Regions from separate parts of the Homo sapiens genome. Here region 1 is linked to region 2. A link is an interaction called in ENCODE POLR2A ChIA-PET data of the cell type or tissue named here. Cell type or tissue: HepG2. All regions are shown on one strand. Each heading gives the region's core, and the rest is flanking DNA. Links, peaks and the distances in the headings are about the cores only.

Region 1 (10,487 bases), core at 1,174-9,173, 81 kb after region 2:
CAACTCCTCGCCAGCAAGGGAACAAAACTGGACGGAGAATGAGTTTGACGAATTGACAGAAGTAGGTTTCAGAAGGTGGGAAATAACAAACTCCTCCAAGCTAAAGAAGCATGTTCTAACCCAATGCAAGGAAGCTAAGAACCTTGAAAAAGGTTAGACGAATTGCTAACTAGAATAACCAGTTTAGAGAAGAACATAAATGACCTGATGGAGCTGAAAAACACAGCACAAAAACTTCGTGAAGCATACACAAGTATCAATAGCCAAATTGATCAAGCGGAAGAAAGGATATCAGAGATTGAAGATCAACTTAATGAAATAAAGCGTGAAAACAAGATTAGGGAAAGAAGAATAAAAAGGAACGAACAAAGCCTCCAAGAAATATGGGACTATGTGAAAAGACCAAACCTACATTTGATTGATGTACCTGAAAGTGACAGGGAGAATGGAACCAAGTTGGAAAACACTCTTCAGGATATTATCCAGGAGAAAAATGTTTAACCTGATTTGGTGTTTAATGAAAACTTCTGGGTAAAAGAGAAAGTTAAATTGGGATCTAGACGCTGATGAATAAATAGTAAGGCAAAGGGTGAATCAAGAGAGAAAAGGAATCTCTAAGAAGAGAGAATATGGTGCAAGATGGTCCAGAGGTTAGAGAAAGCATTGTACATTCAAGGAACCACGGAATTCCAATGACCGAGTGTTGTGAATGAGAGTGGGAGTATGTGGGCAGAAAGACTGCTGAGAGGCAAGCAGGGGCCAGACTATAATGGGTTCTTTTAGTAAGCCATGGACATGTATTATAAGAACAATGGGAAAGTATTGAAGGACTTCAGGCAAAGGAATGCATATTTGTAGACAGAAAGATAATTCTGTCTACCCTGTGAGAAATGGATTGCAGAAAGACAACAGAGAGATCAAAAAAGACATTAAGAGGTTGATGCAGATATACAGGTTTAAAAAAATCTAGGTGAGATGGTTGGCCTGGGACCAAGGTAGTGACAATAGGGTTGGTGACAAGAGAAAAGGCCAGGAGATGTTTAAGAGGTAGAGTTAGAGATGGTTGATTTGACCTAGGAAAATAGGAAGAAGGACAAATCAAAGACCACATCCAGGTTTATGAGAGGTAGCAGAAGGTGGTGTCATTCACTGAGATGGGTAATAGAGAAGCAAGATCCAGTTGGAGGGAGAAAGTAGTCAACTCATTTTTTGACAAGTTGAGTTTGAAGAACTGGCAGCTAAACTTAAAGATCTGGACTTCTGGAAAAAGTCTCAGTGGGATACTGTAACATCTTCAGTTTATCTTCAGCATGTCGACAGGAATCAAAGCCAGGGAAGTAGACAAGATCTTCCAGGGTAAGTTCATGGAGAAAAAAGAGAAAGGATGAAAAGAAAGTGAAGAACTTCAGAAAATTTAATAGATTTCAGAGACAGAGTCCCAATTCAAGACGAAAAGCAAAGTGACAAGAAAAAAAGTTAACAGTAGTTTAGAAACGAGGTTATTTGTGCTTGAACTAGGAAAGAGGCAGGTGGAAGGAAAAGGAAATTAATTATAGAGAATATTTAGGAGGTATCAATAAGTCTTGGTGGCTGAGTGTACAGAAGATAAGATAGAAGGAGGAAAATAGGGGAATCTCAAGTTCTAGTTTGGGCAGATACATGGATAGCAACATCACATCCATTACAATGAAATGGTTCTGTTGGCAAAATGGTGGCCACAGACAGCTTTGAGGACATAAAGGTTCTTGAGTTATAAAGGATAAAGAAACAGTTAAATCAAGCAGGAGACAACTCAGCATGCTTCCAGAGACGCAGGTTTCTCTGGTCCTAGTAGAGCTGACAATGTAACTGGGAAAATGGGATTTGAAGGGGAATTCTCCTTGGGCATTCTCACAGTGATCTCCATGGCCCCTAACCCCACCAGCTGCACTGTTCTAGAGGCTCTTATCACCAGTCGGCCTGCTCCCCAGGTACAAGTAACTAATGCATAATAAATCAGCACATTTCAGAGCACAGGGACAAAGGCTGAACCAAATGTAAATTTCTCAGGTGTGGCATTTCTTGGAAGGCTTAGGCTTCAAATCTACAATCTATTTTCTAACCTTTCAGTGTATTTGCTCTATTAAACTAGCAGGTCTAATCTTCTTGTTTATCTAAAGCAATTTCTTACATTTTATCAGGAAAAAAAATACACATGAAGAGTTGTTTCCTAGAAAGCCTACTCTGGGATGGGGGCCTGAATGCAGGAAGGTTATTGGGGTGTGCTCCTGGGATCAGCACCTGTGAGGCAGAGAAGGAAATGGCATGGCTCAGGAGGGAGGGGAGTTGGAGAGGAAAGAGGGGATGGAGTGAGTTGTGATGATGCAGACCCAGCAAAGGCCTCAACGAATCCCACAAGGAGTTCCGGAGATGAGAGGGCCTTTCAAGAGTCATCTGAGCTGAGGGAAGGGGGCTAGATCTTTTTACTCCTGCATTGATAGAAGCTGCCACCAGGGATCTTGGTGGAGGAAGATCCCTTCAGACCCAGGCAATCCTCATGGAGCTGTAAGCCTCCAATGCTCCTAGCAACTAGGGGAATGGATGCATCAGTTCTGAACGATGGGCTATGGACATCAAATGGCAGCCTGCACTTCAACACTTGCCCCTGTTGCTACAAGAACTGCTCGAACCGCCCCACAGGAGAAATGCATTGCATTAAATAAATTAATGATTTACCTTTCTTTACAAAATAAATGGTTTCCATCCTATCTGATCTCTGTGAGGTCCAGAGCAATAGTCAATAGACTCATGTAGATAAATGTGCCTTTCACATGGCATACCTTTTATTATTTGTTCAATTTGAGTCCCGTTAGAGACTTACAGCATTTCAGAGTGACAGGTTCTAATTAACTGCAGTCACTATCTTTCTGATGGGACTTGATCTCCCAACCCTGTCCATAGACTGACGCTTTAACTTTTTTTCTTTTTTTTTTTTTTGAGACGGAGTCTCACTCTGTCACCCAGGCAGACTAATGCAATCTCGGCTCACTGCAAACCTCCACCACCTGGGCTCAAGTGATCCTCCCACCTCAGCTTCCCGAGTGGCTGGGACCACAGGCATGTGCCACCACGCCTGGCTAATTTTTTATATTTTTGGTAAAGACAGGGTTTTGCCATGTTGCCTAGGCTGGTCTCAAACTGCTGACCTCAAGTGATCCATCCACTTTGGCCTCCCAAAGTGCCACCGCACCCAGCCCATCCTTAATCTTTTTTTTTTTTTTTTTTAAGAGAGAGTCTCACTCTGTCAAACAGGATGGAGTGCAGTGGTGCAATCTTGGCTCACTGCAACCTCCACCTCCCAGGTTCAAGTGATTCTCCTGCCTCAGCCTCTCAAGTAGATGGGACTACAGGCGTGCAACACCATGCCTGGCTAATTTTTGTATTTTTAGTACAGACAGCGTTTCACTATGTTGGCCAGGCTGGTCTTGAACTCCTGACCTCATTATCTGCCTGCCTCAGCCTCCCAAAGTGCTGGGATTACAGGCATGAGCCACCGCACCTGGCTCCCTTTAATCTTTTAATACCATCCCCAGTCCTTTACATCTGATAGTATTCTTGCTTTCTGTAAATAAGCTGTCTGATGCACATTTTGAATTCTCTTGCTCAAAACATGAAACATCCTATTTCCAGTGACACTTCATTCTTTTCAGCAGAAATGAGCATTATTCTATTCTAAAAGCTGGTTCCTAGGAGTGCAGAATACACTGCCCCACATGACAAGCCAGCCATGGGCAAAATGACACCAGAAAAGAGAATGCATTCATGAAGTGATGGTGGAAAATAAAAATTATGATTTTTTAAAAGATCATAAGTGAATGTTCTTATATCCACCTTTACTCATTTACTCTTCTTTCCTTTTCTTAATCAAATATAAGAATTTATTAATCCAATTTCACTATTTTCTCTTTCTCTGTGATGACTTGTCTCATACAGCCTTCCATTCAAATTAACGTGTTGTCCAAACTTATCTCTATTTATTTCTCCTTCTTTTTATTTCTAACTCAAATATTCTGAAATTGGTTCCCAAACATAAAGGCTCTGATCATCCTCTTTATCTGAATCACTTGAGTATTAACTGAAAAGAATAGAAAAATCAAAACCTCCTTCCAAGACAGCACTAAAAAGCTCAAGTTAGACTCCACTAACAATCAGTAGATCTTAACAAAAAGGACAAGATGCAAAGTTAATATTTTGCTTAAATGCGACTCTTTAGTTTTGGGCCAAGAATATCTCTTTGTTTTAATAAAAGACAACTTTAGAGTTGAACCACAAGTTCTCAAAAGTCCCTAGATAATTTATTTTTGCAATGATGTAACAGTCCAACTTTGCAAAATCCAGAAGAGAATGTCAGCAAATATAATCAATTAATGTCGAGCATCATCAGAGATTAGAAAATACTTCAAGTGCAGCCAATTCTACAGGTCCGCATTTCTCAAGTCGCTATGGTCCCAATATCAAACAAGTTCTGCAAAATCCGATATAACATGGCACCAATGGTAATTCTGTGTTCACATTAAATCCAGGTATTTCCTAGTACCCACACAAGTAAATCACAGACATTTCTGGCCCATCTTCAGAGATTTTTACTCCCACCGAAAACAAAGTGGGTTCAGCAAGCTGCAGCTGTAGAAAATTTTAGGACAAATATCTAAATGTTTGCATAAATTATAAATTGTTATTTTGCATCCACATTTTGCATCCTGATACATTAACAGTATTAGCCCAGAGAAACTTTCTTCTGAAGGATGAGGTCCATTAAGGTGACTGGGTATGAGATATGGTCTTGTCCAAAACAGACAGCCCAGGCACTGGTCTTCCTGTTTGGACCTGCATAGATCCGAACCCAAAGTTTCATTGGGGTATCTCTAGGAACGTAATATACTAATAAGTATGCAGCTTATGGGATAGAAATATTAGACCAGTGCTTTGCAGACTTGGCTACCCATTGGAATCACTGAGAACCTTTAAAAGATACAAATACCTAGGCTTTTCTCACAGATATCCTGATTTAATTGCTTTGTGATGCAGCCTTGGTAGTGGGGGGTGAGGCAGAGGGGAGGGCTGGTCAAACAAGCTTCCCAAGTGATTCTCATCCGCATACAAAATTGCAAATCAGTGTTTTAGAGCAATGCTTCTCAAACTTCATCATGCACACAGATTATCTGGGGATCATGTTAAAATGCAGATTCTGCTTCAATGGTTTTGGGTGGGGCCAAGATTCTGTAGCTATAAACAAGCTCCCAGGTGAAGCCAATGCTGCTAGTCTAAGACCACATGTTGATCCTTCCGTAACCGAGCCCAGATTCATTCTGCTCATCACACGACACCCAATAAGTTGACAGACATGGAGTTGGAGCAAGGAAGGTGACCTTATTTCGAAGACCCAGCAGACCAAGAAGATGGTAAACTAATGTCCCAAAGAACCAACCGTCAACACAAATTTCAGTCTCTATGTTAAGGGCAGAGGGAAGACAATGGGGCTCTGTTCAAGAGGTGACCAAAGACCATGGACATCTGGGCACCAGCAAGGTTCTGTGGAGGTTTGGAACATTTTGGCCTTGACCAGGTCACAATGCTCCTATAAATCTTTAACAAAACATAGTTGTTTACATATCTCCCCTTTAATCTCAGAGTTAAATTCAAAAAACTACATGACTGCTGTTTTTATGTTTTATTTCAGTGCCCTAAAATTATCCTAGCCTGTGTGCAGGAATGGGTAAAGGCTGCTTAAACAAAAATGGAATTTGCTGTGTTAGTTCTTTCGCTGTTTCACTGTTACGTCGCTAGTATCGCCTGAGAGCTTGCTAGAACTCTCAGACCCAGCCCAGCATCTTTAGTTTATCATGATCCTCAGGTGATACAGATACACATTAAAGTTTGAGAAGCACTGCTATTCTAAAGGTTCTCAATTTGCAATTCGGCTACCACCTGCATTCAGGTGCAGGCAGCGCCATCCCTTGAAACCTCCAGGTGTCTATCCCCTTTCACATGCACAGCTATCCTACTATCCCTTACAGGAAAGATGGTCTTAGCCCATCTGTGCTTTATTGTGGTAGACTTTGGCAATTAACGGTTACAGATCAACAGCTGATAATACCAGATCAATGCTTTACAACCTTGGCTGCACATTGTAGCTGTTCTGCCCCACACATTCATCATTACTAGCTTTCTGTCTCCGGTACTGCCTCCAATATCTCTTTTACCACCCCCACAAACTCCACCCTTGGAGCCCTCAAGCCCTTGATTTTAAGATCTTTTCATTCTCCTGTTATATTTCAGGTTCTCTTTTCCTTTCTTCTAACCATCTTAAATTCCATGGGCTTTGAAACGACCTCATCTTGATACCCACCCCCATGCTGACTGGTCGCCCTTCAAATTCAGCACCACTAGCCTCAAGATAGCCCTTGGTGCTGCCTGCCTATCACTCTGTTACTTAGGGCCTCTAGTCACTGACTGTTCTAAGTGGCAACTTCGTACTTTCCCCTTTCCCCTCAAACCTGCAACATTTCTTGTACCTCCTGACTTTCAGCTAATAATCTTGCTTCTATCAACTACAGAAAAAAAATAAGCTTTTAAAGAATTAAAATTACTTTTATTTAGCAGTCTTCCTGAGGACTGTAGACTGAAGCCTAGAGCCTCAGAGTAGCCCTTTAGACAGATCCTATCAGACTGCTCCAATGCAGCATTTCAGTTCACAGTTTATATACAGGTAGCAAAGATTCAGTATACGCAAAATCGCATCTAAGTTTGGGTGCAAGAGTACATCTGATTATAGTTTACAGAAGCATAACCACTAACCCCATCAGACATTAACTTATGTGTAGGAGAAGGCAAGAGCTAAAGTTATTTATTTATTTATTTATTTATTTATTTATTTATTTATCTGGGGGATTGTCCTACTTTATTTATTTTTTAATTTTTTTTATTTGTATGAATTTAAGGGGTAAGAATGCAGTTTTGTTACATAGATATATTGTGTAGTGGTGAAGTATAGGCTTTTTGTATAACCATCACCTGAATAATGTGCATTGTACCCATTAAGTAATTTCTCATTCCCCTACCTCCTCCCACCCTCCCACCCTTCCAACTTTCCAGTGTCTCTTATTTTACTCTCTACATCCATGTGTGTGCATTATTCAGCTCCCACTTAGAAGTGAGAACATGTAGTATTTGACTTTCTGTGTGTGAGTTGTTTCACTTAAGATAACAGCCTACCATTGCATCCCTGTTGCTGCAAAAGACATAATTTTATTCTTTTTTGTGGCTGAATGGTATTCCATTGTGTGTGTGTGTGTGTGTGTATGCACACACCACATTTGCTTTATCCAATTGTTGATGGACTGTTAGGTTGATTTCACATCTTTGCTGTTTTCAACGGTGCTACAATAAATACATATCTTTCTGATATAATAATTCCTTTTCCTTTGAGTAAATACCCAGTAGTGGGATTGCTGGATCAAATGGTAATTCTATTTTTAGTTCTTTGAGAAATCTCCATACTGTTTTCCATAGAAGTTGTACTAATTTAATTCCCACCAACAGTGTATAAACATCCTTTTTTCTCCACAATCTTGCCAACATCTGTTATTGTTTTGGCTTTTTAATAATAGACATTCTGAAGTAATTTATCTTTTGAGGAATACCGTGACTCAGGGAAGAGACATGGGGGTGCATATGCTCTACCTTGTTTTGTCTTCGAAGCATCTTTCTAGAAAGCTGCATATCATCACAGAGTCAGGGGCCTTGTGAAATTATGCAGGCAAGCAGAAATGAGGAAAAAACAGCTTCTAACATTTGTTACTTTGTCTCACACTTCCTATTTCATTGAGAAAATAGAAAAAGGTCAGCCCATCCACCTGCCCCCTCCACCACCTACCTGCTATTGTGCTCATATACTTGGCCTTCCACCTGCCACCACGGGACAGGTGTCTGGGTTCCTATCGAGGCCACCTGTGCGCTAGCTCACAGTCATCAGCAGTCATTCAGCCTTGACACATCCAAAACTGTGGGTTGAGTTTCCCCTCCAAACCTGTTCTTTTCACAATCTCCAGGTAAGTAAATGGCAACTCCACCAGTCCAGGTGCTCTGGACAAAACCTGTGAGTCAGCTTTGACTCAGCTCTTTCCTTTGTACCCAAAGTCAAATCTGTAGGCCAATACTGTCAGTTGTATGTTCCAAATACACTGTATTTGTTATCAGACTACTTCTTACCACCCCTGCTGCTACAAGCTTTGTCCAAACCACCATCTCCTCTCACCTCAGATGTACCCTGCTTCCACCCTTGAACCCAACAGTCTCTTCTCCACTAACAAGCAATGTGATGTTTAAAATCCTAAGTCAGGTCACAGCACATGTCTGGCCAGAACCCTTTAACATCTTCCCATCTCCTTCCAAGCAGAGCTGCCAGAGACTCTGCAGAACGCAGCCTCTCTTATGTCTCTAACTTCATCCCTTCTCCTCCTCTTCACTCCCAAGCACTGCTTCAGACACTAGGACCTCCTTGCTCTTCCTCAGACACTACCCACACGTGCCTGCCTCAGGTAATTTCCACTTACATAGCCCTCTGCCTGGAATGGCCCTCCCTAGGGTATCTGCATATCTCACTCTTTGACTCAGCTATCACCAAGAAACCAATAGCTTTAAATGCAGCCAGAATCACTGGCCAACACAATCCCCCATCTCCCCCACCAGGCTTGGATCTAAATATCTTCTGGCTAAAAAGCAAGAAGGGGCGAAAGTTGTCCACAGTTGTATCTGGCAGAGCATGTGCCATAGGCTAAGAAGGCAACCCCAAAATACCAAAGGCCGAGAAATATTTTGCTAAATAAGATAACTGGTAAAATCAGATCATAGTCTCCCACAGTGAATACTCAACAGAGACCAACATCTCTTTGTAGATATATATGTACAAGATATATATTTTTATTTGTATAATACAGAAACATATATATTTACACACACACATATCACTTGCACAAAGCCAGTATGTGAATGAGCGGGTTAAGACAAGCCCGAATGAAAAGCCACTTCTTAAACTAATGTTTTCTTCTTTTTCCTTTTTATTATGGAATTAGTGCACCAAAGCAAGCATTATTTTATCTTTGTGCATGCATTTTTTCTGTCTCTTCTGTGCACTTAACTACACTTAACGTTCGTGTGTACTTACTCTGTCCTTTATGGGATCACATCATACATCTTGTGTGACTTGTTTTTTTCCCCTAACTCTGGCTTTGAAGATATTTATATGCCAATACAGAACTACTTCATTCCTTTTAATAGCTGCACGATATTCCATAATATTCCATGATACTCCATATATGGGAATGCCATAATATACTTATTCCCATTTTTATTTTCATAAATAACTTGTCCATGATCAGTATATGCATTTATTCTAGGATAATTCCTGGAAGTGGCTTTCTGAGTCCAAGGCATGCACATTTTAACTTCTGAGACATACTGCCAATTTGCCTTTCAAAAATGCTTGCCTAGACCGACTCCAGTGAACAGTATCTAACAATGCATGCTTCCTTGCCAGCACTTGGTAGATTGATTATTATCAACATTTAAAAATTGTTTGGCTAATCTGATGGGTGAACATTATTTATTTTTGTCTTAATTTGCATTTTCCTGATTAATAGTATGACTGCACTTCTTTAAATATACTTTTTAGTTCTTCACACTTAACTCTTCTCAGACTGGCAGTTCCTATCCTTTGCTCATAATTTTATTAAACTTTTTGAAAATTGATTTAGAGGAACTCTATGTGCTCTTATATCAATAATTTTTCCATTAAATGTGTTTTAAATATTTCTCCAATTCTGTTTCTTGGCTCTTAACTTTATTTGCATTATATTTAGCCGCACATAAATGTGGAAACATTTATGTTTTCATTGTTGTTATTAGTTTTGATGTTAGTTTTCTTTTTTTCTCTTTGGGAAGGGGTGTTAGTCGTGTTTATAAAATGTTCCTACAGTTTCATTCAGAACTTTTGTGATTTGGGCTTTTATTTTAAACATTTGGTCCATAAATCTATTCATCCATCTAGTTTATTTCTATGTGCTGTCTGAGGTAAAGGACTATTTTTTAAATTTTTTTTAAATTTTATTTATTTATTTATTTATTTATTTATTTTTTGAGACAGGGTCTCACTCTGTCTCCCAGGCTGGAGTGCAGTGGCGTGGTGTCAGCTCACTGCAAACCTTCTCCCCATGGGTTCAAGTGATTCTAGTGCCTCAGCCACCAGAGTAGCTGGGATTACAGGCGCCCGCCACCACACCCACTTAATTTGTGTATGTTTAGTGGAGATGGAGTTTTCTCCATGTTGACCAGGCTGGTTTTGAACTCCTGGCCTCAAGTGATACGCCCGCCTCGGCCTCCCAAAATGCTGGGATTACAGGCATGAGCCACTGCACCTGATCAATTTTTTTAAAGATATTTCTAATAAT
Region 2 (10,487 bases), core at 1,421-9,420:
TGCAGTGAAATATGCATGCATGTGTCTTTATAATGGAACAATTTATATTCCTCTGGGTATATACCCAATAATGAGATTGCTTGGCCGAATAGTGGTTCTGGTTTTAGCCCTTTGAGGAATTGCCACACTGCTTTCCACAATGGTTGGACCAATTTACACTTCCACCAACAGTGTGTAAGCATTTCCTTTTCTCTGCAACCTCCTCAGCATCTGTTATTTTTTGACTTTTTAATAATAGCCATTTTGCCTAGTGTGAGATGGTATCTCACTGTGGTTTTTTTTCTTTACTTCAATAGGTTTTTGGGGGACAAGTAGTGTTTGGTTACATAACTAAGTTTCTTTAGTGGTGATTTCTGAGATTTTGGTGCATCCATTACCCGAGCAGTGTACACTGTATCCAATGTGTAGTCTTTTATCCCTCACCCCCTCCCACCTTGTCCCCCAAGTCCCCAAAGTCTGTTGTATCATTCTTACGTGTTTGCAACCTCATAGCTTAGCTTCCACTTATGATTGAGAATATCTGATGTTTGGTTTTCCATTCCTGAGTTACTGCACTTAAAATAATGGTTTCCAGTTTCATCCAGGTTGCTGTGAATGCCATTATTTTGTTCAATTTTATGTCTGAGTAGTATTCCATGGTATATAGATAGGTACAGATATAGACATATCACAATTTCTTTATCCAATCATTGATTGATGGGCATTTGGGCTGGTTTTACATTTTTGCAATTGGGAATTGTGCTGCTATAAACATGCATGAGCAAATATCTTTTTCATATAATGACTCATTTTCCTTTGTGTAGATACCCTGTAGTGGGATTGCTGGTTCAAATGGTAACTCTGCTTTTTAGTTCTTTAAGGAATATTTACACTGTTTTCCATAGTGTTTGTACTAGTTTACATTCCCATCAGCAGTGTAAAAGTGTTCCTTTTTCACCACATTCCCTCCAACATCTATTATTTTTTGATTTTTTTATTATGGCCATTCTTGCAGGAATAAGGTGATATCGCATTGTGGTTTTGATTTGCATTTCCCTGATCATTAGTGATATTGAGCATTTTTCATATGTTTGTTGGGCACTTGCATATCTTCTTCTGAGAATTATCTATTCATGTCCTTAGCCCACTTTTTGATGGGATTGTTTGTTTTATTCTTGCTTATTTGTTTGAGTCCCTTGTAGATTCTGGATATTAGTCCTTTGTGGGATGTATAGATTGGGAAGATCTTCTCACATTCTGTGGGTTGTCTGTTTACTCTGCTGATTGTTTCTTTTGTTGTGCAGAAGTTTTTTAGTTCAATTAAGTCCAACTATTTATCTTTGTTTTTGTTGCATTTGCTTTGGGGTTCTTGGTCATGAAGTCTTTGAATAAGCCAATGTCCAGAAGGGTGTTTCCAATGTTATCTTCTAGAATTTTTATGGTTTAAGGTCTTAGATTTAAGTCTTTCATCCATCTTGAGTTGATCTTTATATCCCATGAGAGATGAGGATCCAGTTTCATTCTTCTACATGTGGCTTGTCAAGTATCTCAGTACCATTCGTTGACTAGGGTGTCCTTCCCCTACTTCATGTTTATATTTGCTTTGTCAAAGATGAGTTGGTTGTAAGTATTTGCCTTTATTTCTGGGTTATCTATTATGTTTCATTGGTCTATGTGCCTATTATACCAGTACCATGCTGTTTTGGTGACTATGGTCTTACAGTATAGTTTGAAGTCAGGTAATGTGATGACTCCAGATTTGTTCTTTTTGCTTAGTCTTGCTTTGGCTATGCAGGCTCCTTTTTGGTGCCATGTGAATTTTAGAATTTTTTTTTCCTAGTTCTGTGAAGAATGATGGTGGTATTTTGATGGGAATTGCATTGAATTTATAGATTGCTACTGGCAATATGGTCATTTTCACAATATTGATTCTATTCATCCATGACCATGGGATATATTTCCATTTGTTTGTGTTATCTAAAATTTCTTTCAAAAGTATGTTGTAGTTTTCCTTGTAGAGGTCTTTCACCTCCTTGGTTAGGTATATTCCTAAGTATTTTTTTTCTGCAGCTATTGTAAAGGGGGTTGAGTTATTGATTTGATTCTCAGCTTGGTCGCTGTCAGTGTATAGAAGAGCTACTGATTTATGTACATTAATTTTGTATCATGAAGCCTGCTGAATTAATTTATCAGTTCTAGGGGCTTTTGGAAGGAGCCTTTAGGGTTTTCTAGGTATATGATCATATCATCAGCAAACAGTGACAGTTTGATTTCCTCTTTACTGGTTGGATGCCCTTTCTTTCTCTTGTCTGATTGCTCTTGCTAGGACTTCCAGTAATATGTTGAATTGAAGCGGTGAGAGTGGGCATCCTTGTCTTGTCCGAGTTCTCAGGGGGTATGCTTTCAACTTTTCCCCATTCAGTATTATGTTGGCTGTGAGTCTGTCATAGATGGCTTTTATTACATTAAGGTATGCCCCTTCTATGCCGATTTTGCTGAGGGTTTTAATCATAGAGCAATGCTGGATTTTCTCAAATGCTTTTGCTGTGTCTATTGAGATGATCTTGTGATTTTAGTTTTTAATTCTGTTTATGTGGTATATCACATTTATTGGCTGTGTATGTTGAACATCTCTGCATCCCGGGTATGAAACCCACTTGATCATGGTGGATTATCTTTTTGGATATGCTGTTGGAGTCGGTTAGCTATTATTTTGTTAAGGATTCTTGCATCTGTACTCAACAGGTATATTAGTCTGTAGTTTTCTTTTTTTGTTATGTTCTTTCAGTATAATGTATTTTTTGAAGGAAAACATGAATAAACCAATGTTGTATCTACTGAAGTCATTATTGGTGCTCTCTCTCACTTGCAACCTGCCTTCACCTAAGGTCATACGAAGCTTCTAGGGTTCCCTCCTCAGTTTCCTCCTTCTAGGGTTCCCTATCAGATTCAGATTCACCACTTTTTTTGTACCAAACTTATTTTAATGTTCCCTACAATGTTGAAATAAAATTCATAGATCACATGACCTATCTAGACACAAAATCTTTAAAACCATCAATATATTAAACTATAATACAAATAAAACATAAGACAAATGTCTAATAAAAATAAATGTATATAAATTTGCAAATAATCAAGTATGATTAAATTTGAAGATATAATGCAATGATATGAGGGTTGTATCTGTACATATAATGCCACAGCTACAAAGGCAGATGAGTCCAGGTGTGTAGTAGTGGTGGCTCAATTACCATAAGTATTGCTGCCTTAATGTTATTTTCTAAAATGGTAAAATAATCTGGATAACATTCCAAACAAAACAAGTAGAATTTCCCATGATTCACATAATGATTTATTTCTGAAAAATTTAAGGTATATGAAAATTATGCCAAAAAATGCTTTTTTTTCATTTGTTATACAGAATTAGATTCCAAACCAGAAAGATTATAAGCAAGCTTTTTATCCTCATGAATGCCTGGGGCCACTGAAAATCTGTGGGACACTGATCTGTGCATTGGAGGTGTTTACCATCTTCAGTGCACAGAGCTAAATGGCTCAATGCCAGGAGCACACCCTTCCTAATTAACCAAAATTGCCTTCAAAAGTTTCAAAACTTTCTGGGAGGCCATACTCGGCTTCCTGAAAACTTAAATTTTGAGCACACTTGAAGAGGCCCTTCTAGTCAACATTGGTCACAAGTGAGATGCTCCTGGACCAAAGCCATCCTGCTTCCTGGAGCCTGACACCGCTGAGATTTCAGGCCTTAGTTAGGAGCTGGGAGGCTTTACCAAGGTTGATAACCAACCCCAACCTAGCCTTCTCAGATGGACCTCATGACCATACCCCATGAAGCACTGGCTGCTTCCCAGAATGTAGCCACCCAGAGGATGTAGGTCCCTTTCCAGTAAAGAAAAAGTTTACCCTTCTCTCTTCCTTAAAGGCATCTTCCCTTCCCCATTATACTCACTCCAGCCACGGACATCACAATCTCTTCAAATTAAGCCAGCAGTTCTCAGAACGTGATCCAAGAAGTCTTGAGGTCCCTGAGACCCTCTCAGAGAGTCTGAGAGATCAAAAATATTGATATTATAATGTTAGGCACCATTTGCCTTTTTTATTCTTTCAGGAGTGTACAGTGGAGTTTTCCAGAGACTACATAATGTGATACCAGGATAGAATGAATGAACACAGAGCAGACCTGAGAATCCAGCTGTCTTCTTTAAGCTATTAAAGAGATTCATAAAACAAACACAAAGCCACTGATAGATAAAAACCTGTGTGAATATATCCCCTTGGGATCCTCAGTTACTTCTAACAGTGTCAAGGGGTCCTGAGGCCAAAAAGTTTGAGAACCGCTGGTTTAGACTTTCTCAAAAGACAGAAAAGTATTTACTTTCAACAGCTACTATTTCCACAGACCCACTAGCCCCTGAAGCTGGGAAACTAAGATTCAGAGCTGATTCCTTTCCTACAGTGATGCGAAGAGAGGGGCTGGCAGACAGAGGGAAAAAAACAAACAAACCAAAAATGGAAACAACAAAGCTCAGACTTTCACCTCAGTAGATATCCTCGGCTCACATACTTATCAGGCAATGAACATGACAGGCTGGGAGGAGGGTAGGGTGTGTATTTCATTTTCCACACCCAGATAATAGCCATTTAAAAATAAGTGGCCACCACTGGTAATAAACAGCACTCGCCATTCCCACTTACAACTCACTCGGCTTATTCATTCCTTCAGTTAAGAGCTATTGAGGGCCTGCTATGAGCAGGGAAGAAATGGAGTGTTATCCTCACCAACTAGCTTACAGCTAGGAAGAGACCTAAAGGCATAGAGAAAATGAACTCTAATAAAAGTTGAAGGTGAAACGGCCTAACACAAAGGCAAAAATTCAGTTCTATAGGGATTCTGAAGCTTGATTTTTCTGTTTGGAGCAGTGAGCATCATAGCAAGTTACAATTTGAGCCGAGACTCTGGAGAAATAGGCTGCAGAGATTAGACATAGTAGGGAAGGACTTGATGGTGAAGAATAGCATGAAAAAAGCAGAGAGGCAAGAACTGGGGAACAGGTTAGGAAACAGTCAGCTATAGCTAGTTTGGCTGGAATGCAGGGTGTGTGGAATTTACATATGGGAGATTGGGAAATAAAATTAGAGATGTACGTAAGGATCAGATCACAGAGAAGTTTCACTGTCAGGCTAAGGTTGTGACTAGGAAACCATAAGAAGACTTTGAGCTATTACCTTACAAGAGCTGTGCCTTAGAACAGTGAGCCTTGGTGTACAGTGTAGGATCAATTAAAGTAGGAGAAACTGGAAAAGTATAAAATAAAAGACAGGAAGAAGAACCAGGAAATAACATTTATCATGGGATGCATTATAACAGCAAACATTGGCAAGGGTATAGAACAACTATGACTTTTGTACACCGCTGCTTGGAGTATAAAGTTGAAAAGTCACTTCTCAGCATTTTGGCAATTTCCTGCAATGTTTAACTTGACCTTATGACCCAGCAATTTCACTAAGTGTTTGCCCAAAACACAAAAAAACCTAAGTCCACAGAGAAACTTGTACAATAATATGTCCAGCAACTGTGTTCAAAATATCTAAAAACTGGAAATAACCCAAATGTCCATCAAAAAATATTAAATAAATTATAGAATATTCATATAATAGAATATTTAACAATAAAAAGAATGAACTATGATACACCACAACATGGTTGAGTATCAAAAATGTGTTAAGTAAATAAAGAGTATGTGCTCTGTGATTTCACTTACCGTGTTTGAAATCTAAATTCAGAGAAAGTTAATCTTTTATAGAAATTATAGAAATCAAATAGTGGCTGCCTGGGGAGAGATGAGAAGGGAAGGGTGGGGAATGGACTGGAAGGAGCATGAGGGAACTCCCTGGAGGAATACAAATGCTTTGCATATTATTTGGGGTAGTAGTACACATATTATACAATTGTCTGAAACTCACAATCTGAACATGTGATACCTGTGCGTCTTATTTTGTAATAGTTCTGTCTTAGTTAGAAAAAATTCTAGGTCACTGAAAATGTAGCATTCACTCACCCTTCCTGAAAATAAAACTTACAACTAAAAACACTTATTTCTATTATCTGTGGAATCAATCAAAATTAATACAATGGCTGAAATCGTGGTTGGAAAAAAGCTTATTAGTGAGCAATAAAAAAAACTATAGGTGAAAATAAATGTGCTTAGATTTTTAAATCAATTTACTAATTTCTGTAAAAGACAATTAATGTGATAACATTAATACTTAAATTGTGGCCAAAAATTCTGAAAACAGTGGTGAATTTAAAGAAAAGGACATTATTTTAGTCTTGCTGCAGACAAAGCCAATATTACTCTCAAATACCATATTTTTATATTTAAAGTATTTATTGTAGACTCTAGTGAATGTCTTTTTGATTAAGCTCATGGTTCATAAAATTGGCTTTGAAAATAAAACTGATGTGTTTGCACTTATTTCTCACACTGCAAAGTAATATAGTGCTCACTGAAACGTGTCTTTCTATCTATTGAGTAGATAAAGCTCAGGTTTAAAAAAAGGTAGCATATAGCTTTATGCAATTAGCTTAGGAAGCAAAATTAAATTACAATTCATCATCTCTCACTCAGGTAAGCTCTATGTATATACTTAAGGTTACCTGTTTGGAAGTCAGGATTGTATGTTATGTTTAAAAACAAGATAGAGATCTGTGGAGTTTGTCATTCTAGTCACTTGCTTGGGAAGTAAACATGAGTTAAAAGTAGTTGGAAGTCCAAGAGGGAAAATATATCCTTGCACTGTGTGTAACTCATGTACCTCTCTCTAGAGGGAAAGCTAAGCTGCTACCTCTGGAGGGTGTTTTCCAGCGATAAGCAAATACGCAGTGATAAGATCTATGTAGAAATGGGATATTGTGTAGAAATGGGATATTGTGTAGAAAGTTGATTGAGTGGAGAGGGTCATGCAGTGTAATCTCCTGAAATACACTATAATTATTTGGATCTTTCCAGGTTCCCACTTTGGCCACTTAATTCTCTGAACCTCTACTACATGAAGAGACTAGAACTTGATTAGAAAAAAATGGAATGACTCTTAATGAGCAAGTGGATGAATAAATTGTGGTAAATCCCTACAAGTGACTATTAGAAAGCGAATGAGTAGAGTTAATTAATTCCATATTGACATTGTGCACTGTTTATGATACATTATGTAAGAAAAAAAAGCAAGATTCAGTATAATGTTCATTATAATAATATATTTTGGCAAAAACAAACCACAAGGACAAAAATTCCAATACAGATCTAAAAACAGTCCAACAAACAAATGTCATACTAGAAGAACAAATAATATTGTTTGGATTTAAGAGGAAAAATTTGACAGATCTGTTTATAATGCACACAGCAACTGCTATAAGGAAACAGCTCAGGAATGCATAGACTATGAAAGAAAAACCAGGAAAGATGAGTTAGCATGGATAGATGGATGCATGGATGGATGCATGGATGGATGCATGGATGGATGGATGGATGGATGGATGGATACATGGATGGATGCATGGATGGATGGATGGAAACATGAATGGATGGATGGATGGACGGACGGATACATGAATGAATGGATGGATGAATGGGTGGATGGATGGATGGATGGGTGGATGGATGGATGGATGGATGGATGGATGGATGGATGGATAGACGTAAATGAGGAAAAAATAAAGGGAAGAAGGAAAATTATTTTTCTTCAACAATCCAAAGACACTGTTCCTTTATTTTCACAGTATCTTATGCTTTTAATAATAATTCTATTGCTGAAATAACTTTTTTTCCTCTTCATCCTTAGTGTTCTCATATTTCATAATCAGGATCTAGATATGAGTCTTTTCTATTTAAAAAAACTTTTCTTTCAGCTCTGAAAAATATTTTTATATTGCTTCTTAGATAATTTAGAACCCTCAACTCCCCGTGTTCTTTCTTTCTGGCATAACTACTTGCTCGCTGTTGTACCTTCTTGATATATCCTTTATGTCTCTTATTATTTCTTTACAACTTTCTGTCTTGTTTTCTTGTTGTTCTACATTTTAAGAATTTCTTCACTTTTTGTCTCTTTTACTTAAAATGATTCTTTCATACACTTTATTCCATTTTATAGCATCCTGTTCTTGCCTTATGGATACAATAGCTCTGTAAATTGGTATTTCCACGTTCTCTTCTGTGCCCTGAATTCTCTCTCTCTCTCTCTCACACACACACACACACACACACACACACACACACAGAGAGAGAGAGAGAGAGAGAGAGAGAGAGAGAGAGAGAGAGAGAGAGAGGGAGATTATATTATCCTAAAACAGGAGACTAGGAGTTGGAACTGTAGTTAGAAAATGAGAGATGTCCACAGATTTCTGGAAAATAGGTAACATTATTAGGTTGGTGCAAAAGTAATTGCAGTTTTTGCATTACTTTATTACAAAAATCACAGTTACTTTTGCACCAACCTAATAAAAAGTGGTGACGACCAAGGAATAGGTGAGGAAAAAGGAAGAAAAGTTCCATCTTAGAATGGATGCTGAGGAATGTATGTGGCAGAAGAAGCCTACTGACCTGGTGAAAATGGGTTGCAGTTCCAATACCGAGATGACTCCAGGTAATTCAGAACTTTCACTATTGTTTATGAGATCAAATATACAAGGGTATGTAATACATATAGTTTAAAGAATTGAGCGTGTTTCCATCACTCAGTTTTAAAATTACCCATATTTTAGAACCTTCCTTGTGTCTCTTTCAGATTACATCCCTCTCTCATTCCTGATGTTGATTTGTGTGTGAATCATTTTTCTCTTTCAGTTTTTAAAGGTTTTTCTATCTATGTATCTGTAAATACATATATCAGATATGATTTTTATATAATTTTATATGATATATGTTATGTGTGCATATAACTTAGTTTTGCTTGGTTTTGAACTTATATAAATAGAATTATGCTATAAGTATTCTTCTAAGACTTGCTTCTGCATTCAACATTGTGTTTTTGAGGTTCATCCATGTTGAGGCATTTAGCTGTTATGTATTTATTCATTTTTCACTGCTGAATTTTATTTCATTATGTGACTATATTACTATTTATTGATTCAGTTTACTTTAATCAAAATTACGTGGTTCTCAACTTGGGGCTAGTCTGAATCATGATGTTATGAACATTCTTATGCACATATTCTATTACATGAGTACTGTACACAATTCTCTCTTGAAATAGATTCTTGTATTACAGAAATGCATAGGTTCTGTACCATACTAGATGCTAAACTGGTTTCCAAAGTTCTTGTGCTGTTTATTACATCCCAACCAACAGTGGATGGAAGTTTTAGTTCCCCTACATCTTAATCATTTTCAAACATTTAAAATCTTACCAAAATGGTAGTATACAATGGTGATCCATTTTGGTTTTAATTTTAATTCTTATTACTACAAATACATTTTAGGATTATTTTGAGCCACCTGTATTTTTTTTGGCTGTGAAAATTTTTGTTTATGCCACCTGACCATTTCTCCCCAAGATTTCGAGTTTTTTCTTAAACTGCCTATAAAAGAGGCTATCAGTTTGCTCATGATCTTTGATACTCACTAACAGTCATATTTGTTATTTATGAAATTTCCATATGGTCCTCCACATTTCTCAGTTCCCTTAGAGTTATATGGAATCACATGGCTAATTTATGAGGAAAGGCCTATTACAAGTCACTTCTAAGCCAAAGAATTTACAAGCTGGCACATGACCCTCTCATTCTTGCTATCCGTGCCACAGTGACAAAACAAGCCACAGGGTTCTCAAAAGTACAACTACAAGGCCAGGACGGCTCTGTTTGCCTGGATCCCTGAGTGATTCTGAGGAGCAGAGCACATACCCACACCCACTCACTCCAGACAACTCACACTGGATTTGTACTCTGAGAAATGTGAGGAGTAATTTGTTACTACTGCATAGTCTAGTCTAACACTGACTATACTTGCTCTTCTATGAATCAAATTTCCAGGCAGGCAGAAGTTTGTTCTGAGCTCTGTATTATATTTCACAGGACCATTTGTCTATTCCAGCATGAACAGCATGCTATCTCAATTATTATAATAATAATATTTTTCAATTTCAGTAGAAAAAAAGTCTCTATAACTTGTTCTGTCTTCAGGGGTGTTTCGTCTATTTTTGCCTTTTTATTCTTTTAGATAATTTTAGAATCTTCTTTTCAAGCTTCATGCCTAAAAATCCCTACTGAGATTTTGCTTGCAATTGCATTAAATATACAGATCAATTTGGTGAGAATTTACATCTTTGGTATACTGAATCCTTCATTTAGGTATGTTGTATATTCTGCACTTTATTTAGATTTTTAAAAAATGTTTTTCAATATATTTTATTTTTCCATAAAGCATTTATACAACTTTTAGTATATCAATCCCTAAGTAATTTATATTTTTATGTTTCTTTTCCTAAATGGC

What was found. Peaks named below come from ENCODE experiments on the same cell type or tissue, not always from the same donor. Only the 100,000 strongest peaks of a DNase experiment are listed, where the experiment ranks them.
Region 1: POLR2A ChIA-PET joins it to region 2 with 31 read pairs; 1 of 35 experiments calls an interaction of 5 or more read pairs at or near these places.

The regions. Positions count from the first base shown.
Region 1 is chr20:13,053,496-13,063,982 of GRCh38, forward strand. The region is part of intron 2 of SPTLC3 (serine palmitoyltransferase long chain base subunit 3); the gene reads left to right. Among named protein-coding and RNA genes, the nearest start is that of SPTLC3, 50 kb to the left of the region's middle. In HepG2, for the core only: no CTCF peak of the experiment used is centred there; a DNase peak (open chromatin) is centred at 5,556.
Region 2 is chr20:12,972,342-12,982,828 of GRCh38, forward strand. No RefSeq gene overlaps it. Among named protein-coding and RNA genes, the nearest start is that of LINC01722, 25 kb to the left of the region's middle. In HepG2, for the core only: a CTCF peak has its summit at 6,832; DNase peaks (open chromatin) are centred at 4,520, 5,410 and 6,830; H3K4me3 peaks cover 2,182 bases.